Linked DNA regions of Mus musculus: region 1 is linked to region 2. A link is a loop called in an ENCODE intact Hi-C map of the cell type or tissue named here. Cell type or tissue: gastrocnemius. All regions are shown on one strand. Each heading gives the region's core, and the rest is flanking DNA. Links, peaks and the distances in the headings are about the cores only. Region 1 holds the start of Gm24992 (a small nucleolar RNA gene). Region 2 overlaps Fgfr1 (fibroblast growth factor receptor 1).

Region 1 (15,364 bases), core at 4,947-12,946, 52 kb before region 2:
TGAAATCAGACTTCTATAAGCCTAATTGTAAACTTAGAAACAGTACAGCTTCATGATATAGCAAGTCTCCCCCAGGCCTGTCCTAGGTTTCTATGACCTTTTCCTCTCTCGGTCTAAACTGCATGTACACGAACCAGTTTTTCTGAGCATCCACAGAGCCAAACAGTATTCAACTGTGGACTCGCTATCACATTGCACTCGATTAACTCCACATAGGATTTGCTCTTCGACAGTGCAGCCAGCTGGAGCCCAAAGAAACAGAAAGCTCAGCTTTTCTCCAAGGCTCCTTCCTGAACCCACATCCTTCAATGTTTCCACTGTGGAGACGTCTCACTTCCCAGATACCACCCGGAATCTAAATGCCCATATCTGAAACTCAGTTTTTAGTCTATCTAAATGTGTACTTCCAAAAGCAACCACACGTGTTAGCTGCCCAAGCAAGAAGCCTGAAGATCATGGGACATCACGAGTTTATTTCTGACATATGTAACTCCAACTGTAGTGTCGTTGCATCTCCTCTTGATGATCTCCCAGCCTGCTTACTCCACTGCTGCTAGTATGGTTCCCCACCCCAATGCTCATGTGTTTAAATCCTTGCCTCACCCCAGGTGGCCTTGTTTTGATAAGTTGTTTGAGTTTTTTAGAAATGGGCAAAGTCAGTTTGGGGAGGATGAGTGTCTCATTTCATCTAGTCTCTTCTCTCTCTCCCTACTACCCATCCTCCCTGCCCCTCCTCTCTAGTCCTCTCATCACCCCTCCCCTGGTCCTCCCCACGCCTCGGAGTCTCCCTCTACTCCCTCACTGGAAGCATGTAATACGCAGCTGCTGCATGCTCTCTCCACCAGGAGCAGAAGCTGCTCCCACTATGTCTTCTCACCATAATGAATATACCCTCTCAAAGTCCAAGTCAAAAGAAACTTAACACAAGACACCTTCTAACCTCCTTCTGCTTCTTCGTAGTCTGTTTTTCCTTATAACATCTAGTCACCTCTAAAAAGAAACTCCAATCATTCAACTTATTCCCCTCAAAATCCTTTAACACAACAAGGAAAATGAACTATTGCTACAATCAACAATGAAACACTCATAAATGTCACGCTGAAGGCTGTGGTCATTTGCCTATATGCACAAGACTCTGGGCTCTATCTACACGGCAAAGGTGCAATGGGAGAGAGATGATGGGACTTTATTCTGTTTAGTTTTTGGTGGGGTTTTGTTGTTGTTTTTTGGAGACAAGGTCTCACTGTATAGTCTTGGCTGGTCTCAAACTCATTCTATGGACCAGGCTAGCCTCCAACTCAGAAAGATCTATGTGTCTCTACCTCCCAAGTGCTGGGACTAAAGGGTGCATCACCACACCTGCCATGGCTTTGCTGGTGCCGCCTCCTTTAGCACAGAACAGTAACCACTTCGTGCTCCCACTATGTCTTCTCACCATAATGAATATACCCTCTCAAACATGAAGCCTCAGCATCGACCAAGACTCCCTGCTGCTGCACTCACTGGCTTCTCGGTGGTGTTTCAAATGTGCCATGTTCCTTCTTGGCACACTCTGGGATCATAGGAAATCGCCAGGTGCCATATAGGTGCTGAGAACTGAACCTGGGTCCTCTGGAAAAGCAACTAGTGTTCTTAACCAATGAGCCAACTCTCCAGCCTCACTCCACTGGGAAGTAAAGGCAGGCAGTTCCCTGTGAGTTTGAGGCCAGCTTGTTCTACAAGGGGAGTCCAGGACAGCCAGGGCCATGCACAGTGAAGTCTCAAAAAACAAAAATTAAAAACAACAAAACAAAAATCATTAAGAATGGGCTGGAGAGATGGCTCAGTGGTTAAGAGCACCAACTGCTCTTCCAGAGGTCCTGAGTTCAGTTCCCAACAACTACACGGTAGCTCATAACCATCTGTAATGGGGTCTGATGCCCTCTTCTGCTGTGTCTGAAGACAGCCACAGTGTACTCATATACATAAAATAAATAAATCTTTTAAAAAAATCATTAAAAAGCAAAGAGATTTTTTTAATGACAAGCAAGGAGAACATATTTTCAAAGCACAGCTAACAATGGGCTTTATCTCAGGAACTAGTTCTAGGTTTGTTTTATGTGCTTGAGAGAGGTGAACTTCACACTGTTGTACATATAGGCTTGTCTCCAACTCGTGTGTATGTGCAGCCCTCAGCCTCCCAAATGCTAGAGCTCCAGGTATGTGCCACCATGATTATACTAGGAACAATTTCTTACTACTCGAAGACATAAGGGGCTCACTAAAGGTTTCTCAACTGAAACAATAGTTTTAAAGTCATCCTAGGGGGCTGGAGAGATGGCTCAGGGGTTAAGAGAACTAACTGCTCTTCCAGAAGCCCTGAGTTCAATTATCAGCAAACACATGGTAGCTCACAACTACCTGTAATAGAATATGATTCCCTCTTCTGGTGTGTCTGAAGACACCTACAGTGTACTCACATATATTTAATAAATAAATAAATAGATAGATAAACAAAGTCATCCTAGACTACTATTACTATTCTATTTTTAAATAAAATAGAAAACAGAAATATATATAATGATGATTGCCTTAGTTACTTTTCTATTATTTGACAAACACCATGACTTATTAAAAAAAAATGTCATTTAACTGGTTGGATGGCTCATAGGGTAGAGTCCATTATAGTGGAGCAAAGACATGGCAACAGGAACAGATGAGACCTAACTAGATCCACAAGCAGCAGGCAGAAAGAGTAGCTTGGAGAGTTTTGAAAATTCAGAGCCCAACCACAGTGACAAGCCTCCTTCAATACGGCCACACCTTCTTGTCATTCCCAAACAGTTCCAACAACCAAGTAGCAAGACTTACTGGGGGTTGGGAGAGGTGCGCGGGGATCTTATTCAAATCACCAGAGATACATAACGGCTACCACTTTAAACAAGTTACTAGCAAATATTGACCACAGTGAGATACCCATGGCTCAGAGTGTGATGAGCCAGCACGGCAAAAAGCTCTGAAGTATTTTTTCCAAGGCTAAGAAGAGAAATCTAAGAAAGAAATGACACATGGAGCCTGTAAGATGGCTTGGCCATTAAAAGTGCTAGCTCTGTACGCTTGACAACCTGAGTTTGACCCCCAGAATCCACAGAAAGGTGAAGGAAAAAACTGATTCCACTGTTTCCTCCTGATCTCTAAACCTCTAACTACACATACATGCATGTGTAGGTAATATCTATATAGACATACAGAGATAGAAACAGGTAAGGAGATGATACATGGATGTATGGATGGACAGATAGGTGACAGACAATCTTTGAGTCCACTGTGCTGCTTTCATGTACATGATTTCAAGGTTTTGAGTTTTTTATTTTGTTTGGTTTGGTTGTTGTTGCACTAGATAACCCAGTAGGTGTTCATCTGTGGGAGAGACTACTTCTCCTCCTCTGAGAGTCAGTACTTGCTTGTAGGTGGTTTCTAAGGTAGGGCCCTTTGAGAATTCCCCTTCCTGTTAACATGCCTGTCAGTACCTGCATTGTTTGGGTCTTGTTTAGGCAGTCATACTGCTGTGTTATTGTGGTTGCAGCTTGTCATTTCTAGGAGACAATCTTTTTGGTTTGTAATTTTGTTTGTGGTGCTGGGGTTGAACACAGGGCCTTACACATGCTCTATAACTCCCCTATCTATACCTCCAGCTGCAGCTACTTACAGGAGAATCCCTCGCCCTGAGGAAAGGCAGACTGGATAGGAGGTGCGCTGCTAAGCATGACGTGGTGGGGTGGACACAGCACAGGAGATGACTGAGGAGTACAGGCTCTGCCACTTTTTTTTTCTTGGTTTTTCGAGACAGGGTTTCTCTGTGTAGCCCTGGCTGTCCTGGAACTCACTCTGTAGACCAGGCTGGCCTCGCACTCAGAAATCTGCCTGCCTCTGCCTCCCGAGTGCTGGGATTAGGAGTCTGCCACTTGTAAAGGACACCATGAGTGAGTTTGTACTTGACCCCGCAGCCAGGGAACTAGCTTTATGTTGCTTCTATCCAGGATCTTAATCACATGTTCCTTATTCTGCAGCTTGGTATGGATGGACAGAATGACCTGGCCATTGTGCCTGGGGCTTCCCCAAAGGCATCCCACGTACCTGTCTGGAGCTGTCTGGCTGACAGCACTGAGATCAGACATACCGGAACAGCCGCCAGGAGACTGTCCCCAGGACCCCTCAGGGCAGCCCATTCAGGCAACAAACGTGCTCTTCGAAGACACTGCTGTTTGTGGCCACTGCATACCAGGCCCCATCAAGAAAGGGACCTGCTCAGTTTAACTGGCAGCAGACTCCTCCTGCCGTCCCCGTCCCCCAATTCAAGGCAGGGTCCCACTGTGTAGTCCTGGTTGGCCAGTAATACATTATGTAGATCAGGTTAGTCTTGAACTCAAGAGATCTACTTGCTTCTGCCTCCAGAGTGCTGAAATTAAAGGCTGATGCCACAATACACAGCCCTCCTTTCTAAAAGTTTTAAAGTTCTTAAAGTAAAAATTAAGAAAATATTTTGAGTTTTATATTTCCTTTTGTATGTAAACATGGAAGGTCAGAGGACAACTTTCAGGAGATGGCTCCCTCCTTCTACTGTGTGGGTCCCATGGATCAAACTCAAGTCAAGCTTGGTAATAAGTGCCTTTACCTGCTGAGCCATCCTGGCAGCCCATGAACCAGTTTTGTTTTATTTTGGTTTGACAGGGTAACACTATGTAGGTCTGGCTGGACATAACTCACTGAAATCCACCTGCCTCTGCCTCCCTGTGTTGGGATTAGAAGCCTGTCACACTATACCCAGGATATTACTCTATAGTGGTTTTTATACATGGACGAGCCCACAGCAGACATATGGATTGATGCCATGATTAGAACCTCACAAAAGAGGACCCAGTCTCTTTTGTTGACTGACACACACTGTTGAGCTCGCTGCCCAGCTAGAAGGCCAGCTCTGGGCCTAGGATTTTAGACTGCTTTCCCCATGTCCCTAAGCCGTTAGTTTAGTTTATCTTTAGTTCCCTTTTCTAGAATCTGTTTGCCTATCTTATTCAGGGTTGCAGGAAAAATTAACACTTAATCCACACACAACACTTAGAACAGTGCCTGGTGTAATTAGCCTTCAGTACCCCTTCGCTATTACTTGGTACAATATTGTATTCAAAAGAAGTAAGCAGAAGGGGACCAGAAATCGCACTGTATTGCCACTGTTGTTAAAAAAGACACTGAGGAAGAAAGCATGTGAAGGGGGGGGGGGGGGCTGAAACCAGGAAAGGCAGGCTGGGGCACCGAGGGAGTTTCTCACCCTCTGCATTCAAACCCCCTGTAGAGATGACTTAAAATTCTGACATCTTTGTGACCTAAATAAAACCCAGATAAGGGCAGTCCACCTAGGATGGGGCTGTACCCTGGTGGTAGAGTACTCACCTGGTACGTACAACACCATGGGTTGGATCTCAACGCTCTATGTGTATGTGTGTGTCTGTGTATACAGATGTGCATATGTATATACATGCAAACAAATCTTAATTTTTAACTACTAAACATAATAATAGTAATAATAATATTGATATAAATAGTTAATGAATCCAGGGTTGGAGAGATAGTTCAGTGGTTTAGAGTACTTGTTGCTCTTTGCAGAGGACTCCAATTTGTTTTTCAAGACCCACATGGTAACTTATAATCAACCACCTGTAACTCTAATGTAGGGTATCCAATGACTTCTTCTGACCCCTATGGGCACCAGGCACACAGGTAGTCTTCATATGTACATGCAGCCAAAACATTTAGACACATAAAGTAAATGTTTTTAAATGTTTAAAAAATAGTATCAGTTGAGCGTGGTGGTACATGCCTTTAATTCCAGCACTTGGGAAGCACAGACAAGTTGATCTCTCTCTGAGTTTGAGGCCAGCCTGGTCTACAAAGGGAGTCCAGGGCACACAGGGCTATTAGAGAAACCTTGTCTCAAACAACAATAAACCAAACAAACAAAAAAAAGAAATAATTAATATCACCAACAGTTTAGCAGTTTACTCTATATCAATCAATATTCCTCTAAATGTTTTATATTCATTACATTATTTAAGTCCTACCCCAAATATTTCTCTATAAAAATACTATTACCCACACTTTTCAAATGAAATGCCAAGACCATATCCCCCCCAAAACAGTGAAGTTTTCAAATACAAATTTTGCTCAATAACATCAGCTCTTTAAGAGCAATTTTATTTCCCAATTCATAAATATGTGAATTAAAAAACAAAAAACAAGAAGAAATCAAGCAGTCCACAAACTGCACGCGCGCATGCGCACACATGCACAAGCGCACGCACGCACACACACTCACGAACACACACCCTTCCTAGAGTTAACAGTTCCATGGGAGACTAAACAATTGCATCACTTCACCTAGATTTTCCTTTAAGATAGGGTCTGACACAGCTCAGGCTGACCTCAAACATGCTCTACAGTCAAGAAAAACCATAGACTTTGAATCCTCCTACCTCCCACCATACCCTAATTTTATGCTGAGCTGGGTATCAACCCTGTGCTTTGTGTATGCTAAGTAAGTACTCTACTAAGTGACCTACATCCCTAACCCTGTAATCTGTACTTTTAAACAGATAAATGTAGTATTTTTGAAAGATGGCAAGGTGCTGGAAAGATGGCTCAGTCAGTAAAGGGCTTGCTGGGCAAACATGAGACCTGAGTCTGAGCCCACAGACCCATGTGAGAAGCCAAGCATGGCGGCACACTAGGGAGAACACAGAGAGACACCAAGGTCTTGCTGGCCCAAAAACCTAGCCGAGTTGATGAGTCCCATGCTCTATGGGACGCCCTGTTTCTTTTTTTTTTGAGGGAGGGTCATTGAGGATGACACTAATTATTGACCTCTGGACTTCACATGCACATACAACAAATAAACATGCACATGCACACAAACATACATGCACTCGCATTAAAGAGAAACTTGATAAAGGCTTTTTAGATTTCTGTTACAGCTGCCCATACAGTTTCAGAGCAGTAGGGAGAAAAGGGGATGGGGTGGGGAGAAAGGAAGAGAAGGAAAGAGAAAGGAAGGGAGGGGAGGAGAGGGGAGAGGAAGGAGGGTTGAAAATTATCAACAAAAGTTGTAAACTCTTATTTTTCTCCCAATTTATTTATGGGAAGAGTAACAATTTTAAAAAGTATATCTGGGGGCTGGTGAGATGGCTCAGTGGGTAAGAGCACCCGACTGCTCTTCTGAAGGTCCAGAGTTCAAATCCCAGCAACCACATGGTGGCTCACAACCATCTGTAACAAGATCTGACTCCCTCTTCTGGTGTGTCTGAAGACAGCTACAGTGTACTTACATATAATAATAAATAAATCTTTAAAAAAAAAAAATAAAAAAAAAATAAAAAAAAAAATAAAAAGTATATCAAGCCAGGGATGGTAGGTCACATGTTTAATCTCAATACTCAGGGTGCAGAGACAGGTGGATCCCTCCGAGTTCCAGGCCAGCTTGGTCTACATAGCAAGTTCTAAGACAAGCAGAACTAAATAGTGAGACCCCGTCTCACAAAAGAAGGGGAAAAAGAAGAAGAAGCAGAAAGAAAGAGGATCAGATTCTAAAGTCAAACTAGAGAAACAGAAAAAGAAAGTAACCATATTATGTATTTTAAATGAACAGCTTTAAGATAAAAGTATCAACTAAGCATTAACATGTTAAATGCACAGTTAAGACAACTAATGATTGTCCAACAGGATGGACAATCTTCTTTGGTAGTGTGTACATTTGCTGGACTCTACCTTACTGACTTACATGCTAGATCATATACATACTCATTTATTTCAATGTTAACCTCTTCTCTTTATATTTGGTTGCACTTCAAAAGTCTTTCTACTGATCACCACTAAGACCTTTCAGAATCAGAAGTACCCGTAAGATGCCATATACTTGACCCATTTCTGTTTCAAACCACTTCTTAATCCTTAAGTATGTTAGCTTGTAAACCTAAATATATTGCTTTGTAGACAAAGTCCTTCTTAGGCTCCCCACTACCTAGAGAAGGTCTGAATATGGTGACAGACCCTCCAGGCAAGGCCTACCCTTCCTTGGCTACTCTGAAGGCTCTCTGCTCTAGCAGGGGAACACTAGGATTGCAGTTCTCAGGTGACACCTCTGTGCCCTAACTAATGTAAGCTCCTACATGCAGTGAGCCCCCTAAACACCTCTTTTCCTCTTAACTTTACCCACCCCTTGAGTTCAGACAGTGCTCCAAAGAAACAGCTACAGGAACAGAGTTAGTCTGAGCAACTCTCCTGAGTTCCTGTGCATGCCTCTTAGAAGAAACACTGAACTATCTATTTATGTGAATTTTGTTTTCTTAAGATTTGTGTATTTTGGGGTCTGGAAAAGTAACTCGGTGGTTAAGAGCACTGGCTACTCTTCCAGAGTATCCTGACTGGCTTCCTAGTGACTGACACACATGTGGTAAGTAGACACACATGCAGACAAACATCCACACACACAACATAAAAATATTTATTTAACACTTATTAAATATTTATTTTTTAAGTGTGTGTGTGTGTGTGTGTGTGTGTGTGTGTGTGTGGTAGAGGTGCTTGAGGAGGCCAGAGGATCCAAGCAACTGTAAACTATCTAATGTGTGTCCTGAGAATCAAACTCAGGTCCTCTAGAAGAGTAATACACACTATTAGCCACCGACCTTTCTTACTTTTACTATTTACTTTTATGTGTGTGAATGCTTTGCTTGCATGTGCGTCTGTGTACAACACGTATGCAGTGCTCAAAGCAGCCAGAAGAGGGCATCAGATCTCTGCAGCTAGAGTGAAAGAACTGAACCATGTGGATGCTGGAAAATGAACCAGGGACTGCTCGCTACATGAGCAGAGTTTGAGACCATCCTCACCTCCAGTTCCATGAGATCCTACAATCCTCTTCTGACCTCGTTGGGCACCAGGCATATACATGGTGCACATACATATACATACATAAAACATTCATATATATTAAATAAATAAACCTAAAAAGAAATTTAAAAAAAGAGCTGTTGAAGGCCTTTCCATGAATTTGATTGACAGCTGCTTACCTTGCCACCACCAATATTCCTTTTAGTCTAACCAAAGTTCCCTAAATTTTAAGTCCTCTAATATGGTATAAAAAGCTTATAGAGGGCTGGTGAGATGGCTCAGTGGGTAAGAACACCCGACTGCTCTTCCGAAGGTCAGGAGTTCAAATCCCAGCAACCACATGGTGGCTCACAACCATCCGTAATGAGATCTGACACCCTCTTCTGGAGTGTCTGAGGACAGCTACAGTGTACTTACATAAAATAAATAAATAAATATTAAAAAAAAAAAAAAGATAGGACCATAAAAGGGTGACTCCCACCTTAAAAAAAAAAAAAAAAAGCTTATAGAGAGAAGTTAATATAACCAAAAAACCATCTTAAAAACCATCGTATAAATGCATCTACTTTAAAACCCTGTTATTAGTACTATAGAACTGAAACTCACAACAGTTTCCACAGTCAGTCAATGGAATCAGCAAGAACATGAGAACTACTCCAGCAGATATAATCCAGTGTATTTAAAATAACCTCACTATAATGACTAAAGTATCCAATGCTAACACATTCTCTACACTACTCAGAACAGGCCCTTTATTTTATCAGGAAAAACAAAAATTCAAGATGTTTTTCATATGAACTGTTTCACAGAGCATTTCTCCAGGTTTATAATAAATCTAGTCCTAAAGTCTTTCCACAGCAACAAGAATGGAATGTGTGCAGCTTATGGAATTGAACCTACTACGCTGATCCTCAGAAACCAGGCAATCTTAGTATTTGGCCACCACTATGGCAAAAATAAAAAGCAACTGAACCGACGACATCTAGCCTTGAAAGAATGGACAGTCACCTTTAAAAAACAAACCGTGTGAAATCTTTGAAGTACACAGAGCTACCATCCTTTTGGGGTTCTGTGTTCAATCTCTGTACAGATATGATTAGTGTGAATCCAGAACTCTAAATTACAAATGTTGAAGGTAGGTGTAGTGACACTGGCCTTTCATCCCACCACTAGGGGTTGGGGGTAAGGCAGAGGCTGGCAGATCTCTGAGTTCAAGGCCAGCCTGGTCTACAGAACGTGTTTCAGGGAAGCCAGGGTTTCACAGAGAAACTGTCTTGAAAAGCCTGTAGTAGGAGAGTAGTAGCAGTAGTAGTAGCAGTAATACACTACTTTTGTATTGCCCACTTTGATTTCATAATTTAAAATTAACTTGGTAATGTAACAAACCTGCGTTTAGGACAATGGAAGTGTGCTATTTTGCTTTATACCTATTTTAAAACTAGAAGCCACCCAGCAGCTAATAAATAACAACAGAAGGGAAAGTCAAGTTCTACCGGTCCAAATTACACCAAAAGCTAACCTTCTTCTTCTGTAACTCATATGGTCTTTTGGTTTTTAGTTCTGTTAGATCCCCTGCCTCAGCCCCCACTTCGAGGCTCTTGTAGGTTGTTTCTACTCAGAGTTTAACGTGTTACCATTAAGCTATAAATGGTGATGGAGCTCTTAGAATAAATAATAAAACCCCACAGGATTCTAAGAACCTGACCACACCTCCGCAGCACCAAGAAGGAAATGAATAATAATGTTTACCTTCACAAAAAGCAGCTAGAATTGATAAGCATCTCATCTATTTCCCAGAGATGAAAGGCAATACCGGAATTTGGCACAGTAACTTCAGTAGAAGACCAATCTTTCAAACAGAATAGATCCTCCTTGAAAATGTTTTGTGGTAACTACAAATTTTCGAGTGGCAGTGGCTGTTCTATTTGTCTGTTGATCATTCTGCCCCAAGAGAGCAAACACTAGATTATAAGATTTACTATTTTGCCAAGAAACAAAATGAACTGTTTTCAGTGACGTTTTATATATGCATATACAAAACTCTGGGTACAAGTATCTGGTTTCTGATTACAACTTGGGCATTTTCTCTCAATGTGTGAACCCTGTGGTAATGCAAACACGCATTTAAACCTTTATCTAACAGCACTCTCTCTTTCCAGACACTTTGTAATCTTTAAGTTTTCCTGTGGCTTTCCCCCCCCCCCCCCCCCGAGACAGGGTTTCTCTGTATAGCCCTGGCTGTCCTGGAACTCACTTTGTAGACCAGGCTGGCCTCGAACTCAGAAATCCGCCTGCCTCTGCCTCCCGAGTGCTAGGATTAAAGGCGTGTGCCACCACACCCGGCTCCTGTGGCTTTTTGAGACATTTTGAGATATCAAAGTTTATGGTTTGAAAGGAACTTCTACCAAGCCAGAGTTAGTAGCACAGACTTTTATCCCAGCACTTGGGAGGAGGAAGGTGGATCTCTGTGAGTTCCGGACCAGTCTGGTCTACATAGTGAGTTCCAGGACAGCCAGGGCCACACAATGAGACAAGACAGAGAGAGACAGAGAGGAGGGAAGAAGGGGAGAATGAACGAGTGCCTATCATTTTGGTTGAGGCTAAATGAAAATTAAAGGCTTTGACTTATAGGAAACTTTCCCTGAATGGCTTTCTAGCAATCATTGTAATAAAACAGTATTATCCCACAAAGGCACTACAGCCTTTTCCTAAGAGAACTAACATTCTGTATTAGTAGCCTTATCTGTGGATCTTCACTAAAGGTACTTTCCAAGGTAGCCTTTCAAAAAAAAACAAAAAAACCAACTAAGCTGATGACTAATTTCTGAGTTTAAGTGCAAAACCTACTGGCTTAAAAAAATAAATAACTGGGGCTGGAGAGATGGCTCAGTGGGTTAAGAGCACTGACTGCTCTTCTGGAAGGTTCTGAGTTCAAATCCCAGCAACCACATGGTGGCTCACAACCACCCATAATGAGATGCCCTTTTCTGGCACGTCTGAAGACAGCTACAGTGTACTTATATGTAATAAATAAATCTTTGGGCCGGACAGAGCAGGAACTGAGAAAGCAGGGCCGACCGAAGTGAGCGGAAGTCCTAAAAATTCAATTCCCAACAACCACATGAAGGCTCACAACCATCTGTACAGCTACAGTGTACTCATATACAGAAAATAAATAAATAAATCTTCAAAAAATAAACAATTAAAAATTAACAAAAATAAGAGCTGGGTTGGAAAGATGGCTCAGACAATAACGGTGTCCTCTGCCGAGCCTGACCTGAGTTCCATCCAGGTTGGGGGAGAGGAGAGAACGAATTCCTGTAAGTTATTCACTTCACATTTTCATGTGACTTTACTCACTTTTCAAAGATGTAAATCATGTCTAGTTAGTGAAGTTCCAACTAACTAGGATTTCCTGATCCTAGCACAAGCTCTCCCCCTAGCTCAGTCTCAGATAGCTGGACTACCACAGCACTAGGCCTCAGACTTTGAGAGAGGTTTTTTTTTTTAAGTTTTTATTTTACGTGTAATAATTGGAGCCTCCTGACTGATGCTCTAGATATAGAAATGATGGTTGTACAGCCTGTAAATATACTAAAAGTCACCCCACTGTACACTTTGAAAGAGAAGTTTTAGCCAGGTATGACAGTGCATGCTTTAGAAGATGATGTCTGTTCTGTGAGAGACTGGAGAGGCAGATAAGAAGACTTCTGTGAGTTCAAAGCCAGCCTGGTCTACATAACGAGTTCCAGGCTAACTACAGCTATATAGTGAGACCCTGTCTAAAATAAAAATTAATTAAAAATTTAAAAGCATGAGTTTTAATAAGCATGAATTATGTCTCAAAAAACCTCCCACAACTAGACACATTTTTCTTTTAAAAAATTAAGTATGTATATTTCACAATAAAATTTATATTATCCATCCAAAGAATTGCTGGTTTCAATGTACATGGTAAATGTGCTGAAAACAAAATCTCTTACATTTATCGTTGAGGTCCAGTAATTAAAAGGTGAAGTAGCAGAAAGGGCTAGAACAAAACGATATCTGAACACAGTCACAGAGTCTGCCTGTGTACAAGTAACAGGACTGAGGCAGCATAGCAGAGCAAGGGACAGCCAGGTAAGAAAGATGTGGAAACAACTGTTCACCATGTAGATGAAGACAGGCAGCACTGAACTGGCCATAGTGGCACACAGTTAATTCCAGCACTCAGGGGGCAGAGGCAGGAGGATAGCTGTGAGTTTGAGGCCAGCCTTGTCTACACAAGAAGCTCTAGGATGGCCAAGGCTACACAGAGAGGCCCTATCTCAATGAATGAATGAATGAATGAATGAATGAATAAATGGTGACATCTCATCATACAGATAAATGATACACCATGTAGACTACAGAGCTATTATAAAAGGTAAAACAAAGGCTGAAGAGGTGGCTAGGTGATAAGAGCATGTGATGTGAAAGACCCAGGTTTGATTCCCATCACCCACATGGTGGCTCACTACTTTCTTGGACACCCAACACTCATGTGGTACCTAGATGCACAAGCAGGCAAAATACACATAAAATAATAAAATAAAATTTAAAATCTTGTAAAAGGTAAAACAAGAATATTTAGGAAGAGCAAAAGATTCCCTCTTTCTGATTTTCATTGTCTCTTTGTTTTGTTGGATAGGGTCTCACTATGTGGCCTGACTGGCTTGAACTCTCTATGTAGACCAAGCTGGTCTTGAACCCATAAACATCCACCTCCCTCTGCCTCCTGAGCTTGAATACTAACAGACTGCTTTTCATTCTCTAGGCATTAGTAAGAACCTCTGTTGGGAGCTGGAGATAGATGGCTCAATGGTTAAAAGCACACACTGCTTTTCCAGAGGACCTGAGTTCAATTCCCAGCAACCACATGGTGGCTCACAATCGTGTGTGATGGGATCCAGTGCCTTCTTCTGGTGCGTCTGGAGACAGCTACATATGATCACAGCACTTTCTGGAGGCTGAGGATCAAGGTCAAAGGAACATGGTGGTCTACACAGATAGTTCAGGCCAGCCAGCATTACATAGTAAGATACTGTCTCAAAGAAACAAAACCCAAAGACAATGTAAGACAAATAAGTACTTGAGTCAGTCTGAGTTTTCACTAGAGTGTGACAGTGAGGGCCACAGGTGAGAAGATAAGCTGCAGTCAACGCAGGCTGTGCCTCCTGCTCGCTCTCCCAAGTCTGTCCACTGCCTCCCACTCACTCACTGCTTATGCTGGAAGAGTCCTTACCTTAACCAGAACATGTTTCCTAACTCATGGTGCTATTTCCAGCATTATCCATCTCTGACCATGCTTTACAGCATAAACAGTAAGCAAAAAGACATGTGTGGCTTGACTAAGAAATGTTCCCCCAAGGCTCTTGTATTTCAACACTGGCCCCCAGTTGGTGGCATCAGAGGAGGGTACAGTAGCACCTCAGGGTAGAGAGCACTGCTAGAGAGAGGGCTCTGAGGATTAAAGCCTCGCCGCACTTCCTGCTTGCTCTCTCTGTTTCCTGTCTGGGATATGTCATCAACCAGCTTCCCAGTTTTCTCTCCATGCTTCCCCAACCATCAGGGACAGCTTGCCCTCTGGAACTAAGCCAAAATAAACACCTCCATAAGTTACCTTTGGTCATAGTATTTTACCACACGGGGAAAAATGTAACTTAGGCGGGAAAGATGTGGCTCAGAGGTTAAGAGCATTTGTCGCTCTTGCAAAGGCCTATAGTTGGGCTCCCAGTATCCACATGGTAGCTTACAACCATAGCTCCTGTTTCAAGGGATCAAATACCCTCTTCTGGCCTCTGTGCATACAAGGCATACATACTGCACACATACATACATGCAGGCAAAATACACATATCTCAATAAACAAACAAACAGAGCAGGATTTAACCTTAATAAGCCTTTGTATGCCTCAGAACAAATCAAAAAAGCTGAAGCCCCTGATACTGTGGCACCAGCCTATGTAGTCAGAGACCTGCAGGGTCCCATTTGCCCTCCACCATGTTACCTTTTCTCTCTCAGCCACCACTCAGTCTTATGATTCCATTCAGGTGTTAATACACTCCAAGTGGCCTTAAAATGCCATATCACATGTGCTCTAAGCCAGGTCAAGTCCTCCTCCACTAACAGAGCATTCTACATTTACATTCCATCACAACACTAAATAGTATAGGAAAGAGGTGTGTGTGTGTCTATGTTTTTGTGTGTAAAGTAAGCATGATCTCAAATATCTACACAAGAAAGAACACTAGAATACTTGACTCCATAATTCTGAGCACCCACTGCTGTCAATTACCCTTTCTAGTCTGAGAAGGTCCAGGGAAGACTCATGCCAGCTCCACCTTCCTTCCCATTCTGTTACTACTGTAACGGGAAAGAAACCAAATGTTACAACCCAGCAACCCCTCCCAGCCCCAAT
Region 2 (15,364 bases), core at 3,697-11,696:
AGAAGACATGGCAGCCAGAAGCATCTGTAGGTCCCTGGAGCTGGAGCCAGAGACAGCTGTGAGCTGCCTGGTGTGGGTGCTGGAACTGAGCCTCGGTCCAGTGTGCAGTAGAACGTGGAACAGTACACACTCTTAACCAGTGAGCCACCTCTGCTGCCCCTATCCTAAATTTTGTTCTGTTCTGCTCTGTTTGTTTAAGAGACAGGATCTCGCTATATCTCCCTGCCTGGCTAGGACTCACTGTGCAGACCAAGCTGCCCTTGAGCTCAGAGGTCTACCTGCCTCCATTTCCTTAGCACTGAGACTATGGCATTTGTATACAATGGAAACATAGCCAGATACTTAAGGGGTTAGTACTACAGCTGCTGACATGATTCTGTTTCAGTGGGGACAAAACTGCAAGGGACAAAGGCTGGCAAGATGGCTCGTCTGTCAAAGGCCACAAACCCCAGCTTAGTTTCTAGACCCAATGGTGGTGGACAGGGTCCCTCCTCAAAGGTGTCTTCTGAACGTCACTCAGACCCATACATATGCATATCATACACACACACACACACACACACCGCAAAGTACAAAGCAATATGTGTCACTCATTACGTAACATTTACAGAACAGTTGTGACATGGTGGCCCATGCCTGTAATCCCAGCACTTAGGAGCTTTGGGACAAGAGGATCACAGGTGAGAAACCTGGGCTACCCAGCAAAATTAAACACAAAGACAGACAAAACACTTGGCCATTGTGGTGCTTTAAAACTCACATCACACCTTCATTCTAATGCTGACTTCTTTACTTTGTGCCTGGCTTCTGGGTTATCCTTTCTAGCCATCTGTTTCTGCTAAGAGAAGACACTTAGCTATCTGGATGCAAAACTGGATAGAGAGTTTGAGTGACGAGTGTGAGTGGTTGCTGGGTACCTGCCCAGAGGTAGAAGCCAGGAGGCTGGTGCTTTCGTCCTGTGCCAGAGGTTATCATCAGTGTGCTCTGGGAACAGCTGCAAGCCAGGGAAGCCATAGGTGACAAACAGGTCCTCTTGAGGTACAGCAGTCTATATCAACATGTCTTGTTACCTCCCATTCCCTAGTGGCTGGACCTCCACTTGAAGGAGAACGTCCCTCCTTCTCTTTTGCTCCTGTCGCGCACCTTCTACCTGATAGATGTGAAGCCAAAGCCTATTGAACTTCCACCGAATATAGAGGTAAGTGCATGGATGCAGACAGAGCCTGGATGCCACCAGCACAGGCCTCTCCACCAATGTCTTCCGGTCAGAGCAGGCACTGCTTTGGGAATCTGGGTTAGCTGGCTTTTAGTACTCCTTATTACTTGTATCTTTTTAAGCTAATGGCTCCTTTTCTTTCCAAGTCCAATTGTTCATATGTATATAAATGTCAAAGCAAATAAGGAATAACTTAGAATGTTAACTTTTTTCTTTTTTCAACTCATTAATTTTTTTTTTAACCTGTAGTTTTTGGTTTGTTTTTTGTTTTTGGTTGGTTGGTTGGTTGGTTGGCTTTTCAAAACAGAATTTCTCCGTGTAGCCCTGGCTATCCTGGAACTTGCTCTGTAGCCCAGGCTGGCCTTGAACTCAGAGACCTGCCAGCCCCTGCCTCACCAATGCTGGGATTAAGGTATGCTCCACCACTGGCGGCTTTGTTTATGACTGGGAGCAACACCAGACTTGCCAAATTGTTTTGTGGTTCTAGGTTTTCTTTATTTGGTTTGTATCTCACTATGAATCCTTAATTAGCCTAGAGCCCACTATGTAAACCAAGCTGGTCTTGAACTCACAGAGATCCTCTTGACTTTACCTCCTGGATGCTAGGATTAAAGGCATGGGCTACTCTACCTGTGTTTGTTTGTTTGTTTGTTTGTTTGTTTGAGGACAGAGTCTTACTATGTAGTGCTCAGTATCCTAGAACTACATATTTTAAATCCTAAAATATAAATACTATGCAACTTTTGTATATAGGGAGTTCAGTATTCAAATACTAACTTACAGGAACATATTCCATGTAACTCAAGAAAGTCTAGTAGGCGTAGTGGTAAATGCCTTTGATCCCAGCACTTGGGAGGTAGAGGCAGGTGGGATCTCTACAAATTCAAGACTGGTCTGGTCTATATAGTGAGTTCCAGGCCAACCTTCACATTGAAATTCATCTCAAAACAATAAAAATAGAGGAAGATATAGTCAGGCACACACCTTTAATCCCAGCAGAGGTCAGCTCTAGGCCATCTAGACCTACATAGTGAGACCCTGCCCATACACATACCTCTCGCAAATGCATGCATTTGCATGCATGTATACGCGCGCGCGCGCACGCACGCGCGCGCACACACACACACACACACACACACACACACACCCTCTCAACCCCACATGCATACCGCTAGACAGAGGAAGGCACATATTCTTGTCCATGCTTCTGGGCCTGACTATTTATACTTGCATAATGTGTCCCCAGACTCCAAAGCCAAACCTTGGAATACCGACACCTCCACCCCCCGAGTCAAAGGAGAACCTCACAGACTCTGCACCTCAGCTGAAGGGAACGAAGGTTAGTTATTTCACTTTCTTTCTACATGATTAAACTGAAAAAAAAAATGATCAGACTTAATTTTCTTTTCCTCCAAACGAGATGATGGTGTAGCTCAGGCTGGTTTCAGGCTCCAGGACCCCTTGCCTCAGCCTCTCAAGGATTGAGATGACAGGAGCACACCCCCAGCCATTTCTCTGCATGTCTTATCCTCCCAGTGGAACAGAACTCATTGTATCCAATGCAGTACCACCTGGTAATAAAGAACATCAATAGCACTGCTTAATCTGATTCGTAAAAAGCTCAGCATATTGGACTGGGTGTGTAGCTCACTGGTAATGGGCTTGTGGAAAATGTGAAACCACAGCTTCCATCTCCAGTTACTGCCAGAAATGTTTTAAGTCAACATTTGATTACATGTAATTTTCAGATTTTTGCCTTTCAAACCCTACATAATATAGTTGTTACAAGTTCCTGGTATCCGTGGTAGATCCTGGTATGCACTGGCTTAAATCACTAATTTCTCAGTTCTAATGTTTAAGGATGAAGAATTTATACAACTGCCCCCAGTACCGTCATCACTCATAGCACCAGCAGCAACTATTTCCAAAGAAGCAGTAAGTAGTCTAGAGGAACCTCTCCCCAGGTATCTGGAAGGGCACTGGGGCCACAGCATCATGCATACCACAGAACACTACAAGAGTCTTGCTGCTATCCAGACAGGAATGCAGGCTGGACTCGAGCGATCTTATGGCCGCTACCTCTTCCCCTCAACTGTCCCGAAGTAGAGGGGGAAAGTCCGCACCCTGCTGGAGCAACCCAAGCATGGAAGTCTAGAGCTAATTACACTATAGGCAGATCCTTAGTTTTATGTGTTAAATGCAAATAGTTCCCACATGTTATCTAGTTTACATGGGCTTCTGATGTCAGGAAATACAAGCAGGAAAGCAATTAAAGTTTCAGAAAAAGACACGTAAATAGGACATTTCTGTGCCCACTTCTCCCATTTGGGCCAAGTAATTTGGGGGAGGTGAGAAAGCACAAGCAAACAGTAGGAAGGTCACTGGGGGGGGGGGGTGGGTGGCTGGGGACAGATGAACTGTGTGTGACAGGTCCACCGTAGGCTCATCTGTGATCCTGTGGCTGGGCTGGCACTCAGAAAGGGATTCCATGCTTGTTTGTATCTCCATCTTTATTACCAAAGCAGTCGTACAGGTCTGAGTCTGTGGCCCCTGTCTCGTTGCTTTCCTTTGGGGAAGGTGGAGCACGTTCACTCTGAATGTAGTTCAAGCTTTCCTGGAACTCAGGCCAGTTCTACTTCCTCACCAGCCTCGACAGGGATTACAGGCTCAACACACATGCACGCACACACACACATGCACACACACACACGTGCACACACACACGTGCACACACACACACACACACTGAGCCTGGCTTGTGGCCATTAGTTTGATTAAGAAGCTCAAAGTAGATGCTTGCAGAATTTAAACTGTTTGTGACCAAAGCCTAAAGTGTTGTTTTATATCCAGATCCTCCAGGCCAAGTCCCAGGAGACCTCACAGAACAGCAAGGCTGATTCCAAAGGAGCCTAAGGATCCCTTGAAGGTGGCGCTCCCTCTCTTCAGTCACTCCGCTCAGCAGTGGCGTCCACAAAGGAATTCCAGCTAAGACTGTCTGGCTTGAGATAAAGGATCAGCCATTAAGTCGTTGGAGGCCTTGTGACCATCCCAGAGATGCAAGCAGTGACACCAAGTTCAGGCCATTTAGAGAAGCTTAATTACAGTCCATCTCTACTGTATAATTTTGTCATCTTACTAAACGTTGCATAAAGACACTCCCACCAAGTTGTGTTCGAATGGCTTCCTGTTTGTGTGAACTTGGGGAGGGGACTGAGCAGGGGTGGGGGTGGGGCTGTGGTTTCTAGGCAAGCACTGGCATTGAGCTGTATGTATTCCCCTGCCCTTTCTTTCACTTTTGTAAATGGCAAGGTAAGATCGGAATTGCCCAGGCTAGCCTTGAATTTTCAGCCTCCCTCACCGCATCTCCCAAGTAGCTAGGATTATGTAGACTTTATGTTACCAGGCCCAATTGGATGTGGACCTTTTAAGAGGAAATATATTTCACAATGGAGTCAGCTTGGCACCTTAAATACCTCTCTCTGCCTCCTGTGGCTTGGAATTGTTAGCCAGAACATGGAGACTCCCCAAACCACCTTTAAGAGCACCTGGCCGGCCTTTGTAGAGGGACTCCTCAGTAGAACAGTACCGTGCCCGAGGACCAGGACGGACGTGCTTCCCAGGAAAGCACAACTTCTTAGAGAAGTTAAACAGATAGTGATGCTGGAGGGACTGTCCCGTCAGAAGACCACTAAATCCTGCAGAGGGTCAGTGTCTGGTTCCCAGCACCCACATGGTCGCCACGACCAATTTCTAACTCCAGTTCTACAGAATCCAGCAACCTCTTCTGAACTTCACAGGTACCATTCATGGTGCACACACACACACACACATATATAAACAAAACACTTATATGCCAGACCGTGGTGGCACGTACCTTTAATTCAAGCACTCTGGAAGGAGAGGCCGGTGGCTCTTTGTGAGTTGGGAGTCCAGGCTGGTCTACAGAGTGAGTTCCAGGACAGCCAGAGCTACACAGTGAGACCCTATCTCGAAACAAACAAGACACAGACATCTCCACCCACTTCCCAGGCCTTGAACTCAGGAGTGCTGGGATTATAGGTGTGTGCCACTACCACATAGCCAATGAACTCCTTAATCATCATTCAAGCAACTGGACTACACCCCAGCCCAGAGCATGTACCTCCTCAAAATGCTCCCTAGTCATGGAGGACCAGTCCCACCCAGTGTGCTAATCAACTGACTTCTGTAGGCTGTGTTCATACACCACTCTGGGAAGCTGCCATTGCTCTAATCTAAGGTATCTCACAATACAACTTCCGTCTGGAAGTGGTGGGTTTTTAAACTTAGTGCATACTATAGATGTGTAATATGGGAAAGGGATTAGCTACTTAACTGGCTTAATCCTCTCATCTCCCTGATGCACGTGGATTCCTTCTGGCCTTCTCAATGAGCAAATGGAAGTAGTTAAGTCATGGAGTCTGGCCATTGAGGACTCCACCTGTGCCCCGACCCACCCCACTCCCATCCCCCATTTTACTTTTTTGGAGACAGGGTATCACCATGCAATCTTGGTTGACCTAGAACTCAATATATAGACCAGGCTGGCCTTGAATTTAAGAGATCCACTGGCTTCTGCCCCCTGAGTTCAGGATTAAAGACCATCACCTTTTGTTTTCAAAATTTGGGTTACTAGGCCATAACCCCAGGCTGACACACATACTTTCCTTTAGAGAGCCAGTTTCAGCACACCACTGGAACCTCCGACAGCACGGCAATTGAATGCATTGCTTCTGTGCACCAGGACATGCACGTACCCAGCAGGCAGTAAAGATTCTGAATGCTGCTGTGTGTCAAACAAGAGGGAACCAGTTCCAGAGTCCTTCATAACTTCAGTGTGTTCTGGTTCGTTTAATTTCCTTTTAGACAAGAGTCTCACTGTGCATCTTCAGCAGGCCCTGAACTCACGATGTAGACCAAGTTGTCCCTGAACTCAAGATCTACCGGTCTCTGCCTTCTGAGTCTGGGATTACAGGCATTCACTACCAGGACCAGCCAACTTCAGGGTTCTTGCTGGTCTACTCCCTTCTTGGTTTCTACATGCCATGTTGCTTCAAAGCCCTCCATTCTCCCTCCCAGCTATTTCCTGCATATGTGGTGGAACCAAGCTCTACCAGCTGCTAACAGCTGCTAACAAGCTCATTGGGTACAGTTTTAAGCTCTAACATGCGCCTGTAGCGACATTAGACACAGCACACATTCTACACAGAATTGTAATAGTTGTTGCTGCTACTTAATAGTATGGCCCTGCACTTGTGCCATGTCCAATTCTGTACAAGACATATTGGTCATGTCCAGAGTCTGACAATGCTATATCCAGGCCAAAAGTTCCCGCTTGCAGGTAGGTCTGTTACTTCAGAGGACAGTGGCTCTGACAGTATAACCTAACACTGTCTGTGTGTAGGAGGATATTTTAGCTTGCTGGCTCCACCCAGTGGCAGTTGATAAACAGAGTTCATTACCATTAAGGCCGATTTCTTACTTCATCTATGTTCAATCTTACTTACCTGAAATCGATACATTACATTAACAGAGCCAGGGGACTGATGGCCTTTAGCCTATGGCAATTAGAAAAGATGGGGAAGCAGTATTGATTGATGCCTGGGCCATATTTTAACCCCCAGGAAACCAGACAGATGCTGTGCTCTGACAGTAACATCTTCATTCTGTAAGCTGGGTTCCCCCTCCCACGAGACCTAATCTGGTCCTCTAAGTGAAATAGCCATTTCATTTCCCTTCATGTCAATGTCACTACTTTCTATTTGATAGCCACCCCTGTCCCAGGGGCCGTCTGCGGGCAATCTGAATAGTAACAGAGGGGACTTCAGTTCCTTCCAGTTCCTAGCTCCTCTCCTTGAGTCACACTAAGCCCTTTCTGTGTTCTCCTTCCATCCACACAGCAGTGAGTCAAGTAGACCTGAGGCAGAAATAATGTTCAGTTTTAACAAGAGAAAGAAAAAAAAAAAAAACCACTATGATACACGGTCTCCAAGAAAATGAGTTTGTGCTAAATTCATTCCCTAGCCCTCTTTGCCAAATGATGTCTTCTTTCAGCATAAAAACCATTCATAATATTTTGACAGTTACATGTGTACAGAGAGAAACAACGATAAGAACTCTTATGACAATGACCCAAACCACAGCTGCCAAAACTGCATTTAAAGAAGCAGCCCTAACCCCTACAGATGAAATCATACTGAACAGGTTTGTATTCAGCAGACCCAGAAAAAAAAGACCAACCAACCAACCAAACAAACAAACAAAAAACAAAAACAAACCCTCTAAGGCTTGAGTGGTGTGGGTTTGAATAAGAGACCAAGGTACCAAAGCAACCAGCAGGTGGCAGAATTGAGTTGCCAAGTTGACCCCAACCAAAGAGATCGTTTTCTGTTTCCTGAGGGATGGGTGGAGTTTGTGAAGGAAAAACTATAGGAAGCCAAGCTCAGGGACAGACCCAACTGGGTAACAGAGACCAACAGGGAAGGGGAGGATATTTACAGGAGAGGAATATGAGGAGTAGGTTGGGGAAGATAGACAAGACATCTGAATGTACAGGGTCTAGGGTTTGGGTTTCTGTCCAGTTCTACCCTCTGGCTAACCTCATCCTCTCACTCTCTCCTCCGAGGAAACAATCAAGTGTGCGAGCTTGGCTCTCTGCCCTCAGGACCTCAGTCTTCTCCTGCTGTTCCCAATGCATCGGGAGATAGAAGGCTTGGCTGGGAGGTCTGGGGCACAATCCAGGAGACAGAGGTCATGGGGGGCAGGGGGAAGACCAGCTCATGGCCCTTTACCCCCTGTCTCCCTCCTCTGCGCTGGACACCTGCTCTCTTTTCACACGCCCAGGATAAAAATGAAGCAGCAGCAATTTTTTATTGAGGGAAACCTAAACTGAAAATAGGTTTAAAACATAATTTAAAAAAATAAAACAGCAAAAGTAGCAAAAAAATATATGACCTTTTAAAAAACATTTTCCTTTTTTTTTTCTTTCTGTTCGTTTGTTTTTAATATATAGCAACGGATGCTACCCTGGGCGTCTCCCCCATGGGTAAATCTCTAGTAACGACCCTTTTTAAAAAGACATGTAAATATATACTCAAGATTTATACACTTTGTGTTTTTCTTCATAGCTATGTACAGAGCCCCAAGTCTAGGGCTCAGCCCAAGGGCACATCACGGCTCCCAGTCTCTGCCTCCCTGTCTTCTGGTACCAGGCAGGTATTTGGTCAGCAAAGCAAATTAGTATTGGAATTAAGAAGCTACTGGTACCATCCATCTGGAGCAGAGGTTGCCTTCGGTTAAGGCCTAAACAGAAACCTCACGGCTTCCAGGAGCCCCAAGGCCCCTGCCGCCAGAACAGAAGGGGCTGATGGGTCAACAGGAATGCCCCGGATGCTCCACTTGCTTCCGCTCTGCACACCTCCAAGCAGTGCCAGGCAGCGGGGCGGGTCTTGGTCCAACACCTGGGAAGGAGGATGCGGCCGTCGGCAAGCACCTGCCTCTTGGCTCCTCTCTCACACAGCAGGCTAAGAAGAGGGAGAAGAGGGGTCTTGGGGGTGATGGAGGGGGAAGGCCACAACACAGGAAGGCCTCAGTCAGGCACTGGCTCTTGCCAGCGGCAAAGGAGGAGGAGAAAGGCAGTGTGTCCAACAAGGGGATTGTGGGTGAGGGGCACGGGTGACGACGGAATGGGAGAAAACTGGGGACAGGGTTGGTAGTCAGCGCCGTTTGAGTCCACTGTTGGCAAGCTGGGTGGGGTGTCGAGGCAGACAGGGCTCCTCAGGTAACGGCTCATGAGAGAAGACAGAGTCCTCCCCTGAGGAGCAGGTGGAGCTCCGTGTGTCGGGAAAGCTGGGTGAGTACTGGTCCAGCGGTATGGACAGGTCCAGATACTCCTGTGACAGAAAGGGATCGGTGGGTGGCACCCAAACCTTCCCAGGAGCCTATGTGACAGAGGCCCAAGTTCCAACCCCGGGGGACAGCCCTACCTGGTTGGAGGTCAAGGCCACAATGCGGTCCAGGTCTTCCACCAACTGCTTGAACGTAGGTCTCTGAGAGGGCACTGCATGCCAGCAGTCCCGCATCATCATGTACCTGAAGCAGGATGGTGAGGTTAGAGAGAGAGGAAGGACCAGGGCAGAGCTGGACCAGAGGGCTTGGGGAGGGATGGACAGGGAGGCCACTTCTCCCAAAGAGACCTTTCAACCCCTGCCCACCATGCTCCTGCTTCCTTCAGAGCCAGGCTTGAGACCTCAGGAACCTCGAATAAGCCACCATCACCTGAGGAAGCTGTCCCAACATCCAACCCAGCTTGCCAGTGGTGGATCCAAACAGTGCCGACTACTAACCCCCCATCCTTCCCCTCTAGCCTATGCTTACAGCTCATTGGTACAGTTACTGGGCTTGTCCATTCGATGACCCTCCTTCAGCAGCTTGAAAAGTTCCTCCACAGGCACACCGGGGTATGGGGAGCCACCCAGAGTGAAGATCTCCCACAAGAGCACTCCAAAAGACCACCTACAGGGGAACACGGTTCCACGGTGGCTTAGCACAGAGTCAGGCTGCCCTAGGAGTTCCTTCCCAAGTCCTCAAGAAGTTAAGAGTAGTAGGTGTGCATCTTGAACCTTTCTCACCTCTTCAGGGACCTTAAGTTCAGGGGGGCAGAGCACAGGAGACAAGAGGGCAGCAAGAGACTATACTATGCAAGGAAGCCGGAAGCACACTGTTCATGGGACAAGACAATGCTACCCCTGCCCCAGTGATGGAATAAGATTCCCACCAGTTTAGCATGCAGGGCCCTTAGAATTCTTTCTCCTGCATATCCCAGGCAACTGTGTATTTCAAACTCACACATCGCTCTGGTGTGTGTAGATCCGGTCAAACAACGCCTCAGGGGCCATCCACTTCACAGGCAGCCGGCCCTGCAAGCAGCAGCAGATGTGTATAGGCGGGATGACACAGAGGACTCACGGGGTGAACGGAAGATGACGGCGCAGGCAGTGAGTTGACAAGGAGGTGGGAGCCAGGGCATGGGACACGAGTCCACAGCCCATCCTACAAGCCCTTTTATGTTAGACCACTCAACCCCACACGAATACAGCAAAGACATCGAAGCAGGATCGAAGTGGGCACGAGTCTAGTGGTGTGGAGCCCCACGCCGCGCCAAGCAAGAAACTTACGTTGGTGGTTTTCTTGTAGTAGTCGATATGATGAATGTCTCGAGCTAAGCCAAAGTCTGCGATCTTCATTACGTTATCCTCGGTCACCAGGACGTTCCTAGCAGCCAGGTCTCGGTGTATACACTGCAGAGAGGTGGAGACCAGAGGAGATGACAGCCCTGAACTGTCACTTACCCATCCAGTCCCCTCTACTCCAGTACTTACTGCCACAGCGGGCAGCGGGACCGTGTTACCTTGAGGGTCTTCTGCCTTCACACCTCTATACCCTCTAGATTTTCCCAGATCCTCTCGACGACCCCTCCCAAATATTCTTTAATTCCAGACACCTCCAACTGTAGCCTTCTCAGTCACTGTAACAAGCCTGCCTTTATGCCTTTTTTTCTTGATCCTAACCTCTAGCTTTTAGATTCGTACCTCCAAAGCAGACCACCTGGGCCCATGATAGGTCTGTGAGGTGTGTGGGTTGAGCGTCGCCCTCCCTGGCCGGGCACGCCTGCTCAAGCACTGAAGCCGTGCTCAGAATTTTCACAGACATAGTTAATTTTATCGTCACAATAATTCTACTATGTAGAAATAAGTACTCTTATTTTGTATCTGAAGAAATATGGGGGCTGGAGAGAAGAGAGTGGTCTGGAGGCTCTTCCAGAGGTCCTGAGTTCAATTCCCGGCACCCATGTGGTGGCTCACAACCATCTATAACAGGATCTGAGGCCTCTCGTCATGTAGATGTACATGAAAGTAGAGCACTTATATACATAAAATACATCAATAAATATTTTTTTCAGCTTTTCGAGACAAGGTTTCTCTGTTAGTTTTGACTGTCCTAGAATTTGCTCTGTAGACCAGCTTGGCCTCAAACTGAAGAGATTGGCCTCTGCCCCTTGAGTGCTAGGATTAAAGGCTGCACCACCGCCACTGAGCAAATAAATGCATCTTTTAAAAAATTAAAATTAAAATTGAAGAAAAAGAAATACAAGGCTGAGCCAGGCGTGGTGGTGCACGCCTTTAATCCCAGTACTTGGGAGGCAGAGGCAGGCGAATTTCTGAGTTCGAGGCCAGCCTGGTCCACAGAGTGAGTTCCAGGACAGCCAGGGCTACAGAGAAACCCTGTCTCAAAAAACCAAAAAAAAAAAAAAAAAAGAAAAAAGAAATACAAGGCTGGGTTCAGTGGCACATGCCTATAATCTATAATCCCAGCCCTTGAGAGACCAAAGCAGAATAATTATAAATTTCAGGCCTATCTGCCCGAGTCTACGCAGAAAATGGTTACATAGACTCAAACCTAATTCAATCTGATCCCAAGACCACAAGGCTCTCCTAACTCTGAAAACCTAACACAACACAAGGGGCCAAGCTCCATGCACCCACAGCTCTAAAGATTAACAGGTGTAAGCTGGGGACAGATATAGTAGCCCGTGTTAACATCCCAGCACCAGAGAGACTGAGGCAGAAGGACCATGAATCAAGGCCGGTGTGGACGATATAGCCACAAGTTGGAGTGCTAACTGGATAAAGTCCCACCCTGCCTCTTGCGGGGAAGGATGCATTCAGTCTCCACACCTTCTTAGAGGCAAGATACTCCATGCCCCGAGCCACCTGATAGGCACAGGATACCAGATCTTTGGAAGACAGCTGTTCCTCGGGGTTGTGGCTGGGGTTATAGCAGTACTCCAGCCCAGGAGGCCTCCGGGCCTGTAGATACTCCCGGAGATTGCCTTTGGAGGCGTACTCCACAATGACATAAAGAGGACCTGAGAGCAGAGAGAGAGAGAGAGAGAGAGAGAGAGAGAGAGAGAGAGAGAGAGAGAGAGAGACACCACAGGTCAGGCAATAGGTCAGGGAGGGGAGCTGCGCCTAATGGAGGCCCCTCCTCCTGATGCCATAGTCCACTGTCTCCCATGCCCGGTGTAAATGTTTCCCTGCCGCCTCCAGAAGGGAACAGGTAAAACCATTCTTCCCGAAGTATCCAAAAGAAGACTCCCTCCCAGTATAGGCCAGAAAGTTCCCAAGCGAAGCTGAGGGTAGGTGCCCTAATGTAGACTCTATTAACATTACTGTCCCTTTCACACTGTGAATCTGGGTGTTGGTAAGTAACCTTAAATGAATGCCAATCAGGCTGGCCCAGCTCCTGAGCAACGCATCAACCCCCCTGGCAAGGCAGTTTCTCAGCCGATGCCCAGAGGCCAGAGCTGCCCCAGGAGCCGCCTACCATCCTGTGTGCACGCTCCCAGAAGGTTGATGATATTCTTGTGCTTCCCAATCATTTTCATCATCTCCATCTCCGAGATCAGATCCGACAGGTCCTTCTCCGTTGCGTCGGCTTCCCATGCAAACCAGAGAGCGGGGTGAGGTGAGGTGGGGTGGGGGAAGCGGATCCCGGAGGAGCCCCCTTTTCTCCAGGACTCCCTTCTTTCCTCCCACTTCCCTCCCAGGAGCCACTACTACCATGTAGTACTGAGGGTAGCTGGAGACACTGCAAGAAAAATCAGCCCGTTTGTGGGACTAAGAGGACCACCTGGGCCCAGGACAACATTAAGAAGCAAGGTGAGATTTAAACACGTATATTGCTACATCCTCCTCGGCTCCGGTAGTGACAGTGTGAGCCGTGACTGCATCATAGGATGTTTTCGACTAGGCCCAGACCCCACTTTGCTTAGAAAGGAAAGAGACGACTCTACAGGACACAGGAGTTCCACTCACACTTCAACATCTTCACGGCCACTTTGGTCACACGGTTGGGTTTGTCCTTATCCAGCCCGATGGCCTCAGCCAACACCACCTGCCCGAAGCAGCCCTCGCCAAGTGGTTTGCCTAAGACCAGTCTTGAGTGGGGGATAAACAGTGAGTGACAGTTAGGACAGGACAAACGTGCGATGACAGTCAGGGCTGGTAAAGATCAACATCCCCAAACTCCATTTATTAAGACAGGGTTACTCTGGGTAGCCCTGGCTGTCCCGGAACTTGCTCTGTAGATCAGACTGGCCTTGAACTTAAGAGATCTGATCTGCCTACCTCTGCCTCTGCTCCTGAATGCAGGGTAGACAGACATGCCTGCTTCTGCCTCCTGAGTGCTGGGATCAAAGGTGTGTGGTACCATCACCCGGAAGATTTTTTTTTTTTAATATTTTTTTTTATGTATATAAGTACACTATAGCTGTCTTCAGATGCACCAGGGGAGGGCATCGGTTGTGAGCCACCATGTGGTTGCTGGGAATTGAACTCAGGACCTCTTGGGAAGAGCAGTCAGTGCTCTTAACCTGCTGAGCCATCTCTCCAGCCCCCCAGAGCAAGCTTTTATAGGACAGCTCAACCCTGTTTCTCCTGGTACACCACTCAGCCAAGAGCAGGAAATAGCGAAGCTATTTCTAAAGACATCTCATGTACTTTCACTGCCTAGAAGGCCTTAGCATACACAACAACATGGGAACTTGGCAGTTCATTTTAATATTTCTTGCAAGAGGGGTCTGCGGTGGAAAATTACAGAACGGCCAGAACAAAAGCCTGGGGGGGCGGTGTAGGGTGACTGTGGCAGGATTTTCTCTGCCCAATTACATTAAAATATTAGTGCAGCAGGAAGCCTGCTGGACAGAAAAAAGGGGGGCAGAGCGAAGAGTTGCAGAGACAGAGAGCCACTCAGAAGAGGGGGAGGAGAAGCCAAGATGGAGGCGGGCAGACAGGAAGAAGATCCTGATCCCGCGTGGTTTCAAATAGCAACAGGTAGTTATAAATATCATATAGGGACAGAATAATTGGGATAACTTGTCTGATCTAGGTGGGCAGCTTGTATCACTTACCAGTTGGTTCTGAAATGATTGTGTGGGCATCTTGTGAACTGAAAATTTATTGATATATAAATCTGCCTTGTTAATTCTAGAGTTTTGCTTTACTGGGTTACTGAAAGATGGGACCACCGACCACAGCGGGATTATGGCTGAGAGGGCACGGGTGGCAGGCACTGAGGCAGTGAACCAGAGCTGGGAAGGGAAGACTGCGATCGGACGCTACATGGAGCTTAGCTATGGAGGCAGCGGAGGTGGGGGCGAAGAGTTGCTGGCGCAGGAACTTGGCGGTTCATTTTAATATTTCTCGAAACTGGGATCCGCAATGGAAAACTACAGCAATATTACCTGTCTCGTGGCAGCTCCCAGCGGGGATCCTCAGGGAGCTCATATTCGGAGACTCCAGCCAGCATGGGGGTCCCGCTGGAGGAGAGCCGTGAGGGCCGAACCAGGAGAACCCCAGAGTTCATGGATGCACTGGAGTCAGCTGACACCTGTAAGGAAGAGTGGGGTCACCCTTCTAGCAAGGAGAGGGTGAAGTGGTAGCCAACTCCTCCCAAACCCCCAGCTTGGTTTTTTAACCACTGGACAGACTTATTTCCATACCTAACAGTGTGGCGGAAAAAAAAAAAAACAAACAAACAAACCAACCAACCAACCCCATAAGGGCAGAAGCTCTGACTGAGGAATTTCTACCATCAAAACGTCCTTCCAGGGCTGGCAAGATGATGGCTCAGTGGGTAAGAGCACTGACTGCTCTGCCAGAGGTACTGAGTTCAATTCCCAGCAACCACATGGTGGCTCACAACCACCCATAATGAGATCTGACACCCTCTTCTAGTGTGTCTAAATACAGCTACAGTGTACTTATGTATAATAATAAAAAATAAATCTTTGGGCCTGAATGAGCGGGGCTGACCAGAGCAAGTGGGGCTGACCGGAGGAAGCAGAGGTCCTAAATTCAATTCCCAACAACCACACAAAGGCTCACAACTATCTGTACAGCTGCAGTGTACTCATATACATAAAATAAATAAATAAATCTTTAAAAATAAATAAAAGTTTTTTTTTTTAAAAAAAAAAAAAAAAGTCCTTCCATAGCCAGGTGCTTGGTGGTGCACGCACACACACCTTTAGTCCCAGTGCTGGCGGGGGTGGGGGGTGGGGTGGGGGTG

Evidence for each region. Hi-C counts contacts between places; a loop is a spot of excess contacts. Peaks named below come from ENCODE experiments on the same cell type or tissue, not always from the same donor. Only the 100,000 strongest peaks of a DNase experiment are listed, where the experiment ranks them.
Region 1: it touches region 2 in a loop (7-fold over the local background); 17 of 42 quality-filtered maps call a loop at or near these places.

Annotation. Positions count from the first base shown.
Region 1 is chr8:25,620,892-25,636,255 of GRCm38, reverse strand. It overlaps Gm24992 (a small nucleolar RNA gene), which reads right to left and starts at 4,306; the gene lies at 4,177-4,306. It also overlaps a transcript of Nsd3 not described here. In gastrocnemius, for the core only: no CTCF peak of the experiment used is centred there; a DNase peak (open chromatin) is centred at 8,816.
Region 2 is chr8:25,567,507-25,582,870 of GRCm38, reverse strand. Fgfr1 (fibroblast growth factor receptor 1) reads right to left here. Exons shown (of 18, transcript NM_010206.3): 10 at 14,538-14,683; 11 at 13,111-13,232; 12 at 12,620-12,730; 13 at 11,971-12,161; 14 at 10,411-10,533; 15 at 10,082-10,152; 16 at 9,611-9,748; 17 at 9,220-9,325; 18 at 7,153-9,126. The coding sequence ends at 8,950. Letm2 (leucine zipper-EF-hand containing transmembrane protein 2) reads left to right here. Exons shown (of 11, transcript NM_001364069.1): 8 at 1,085-1,198; 9 at 2,463-2,555; 10 at 3,077-3,151; 11 at 4,067-4,381. The coding sequence ends at 4,129. Among named protein-coding and RNA genes, the nearest start is that of Gm16159, 19 kb to the right of the region's middle. In gastrocnemius, for the core only: CTCF peaks have their summits at 6,671 (motif pointing left) and 7,557 (motif pointing right); DNase peaks (open chromatin) are centred at 6,636, 7,585, 7,901 and 9,058; H3K27ac peaks cover 844 bases.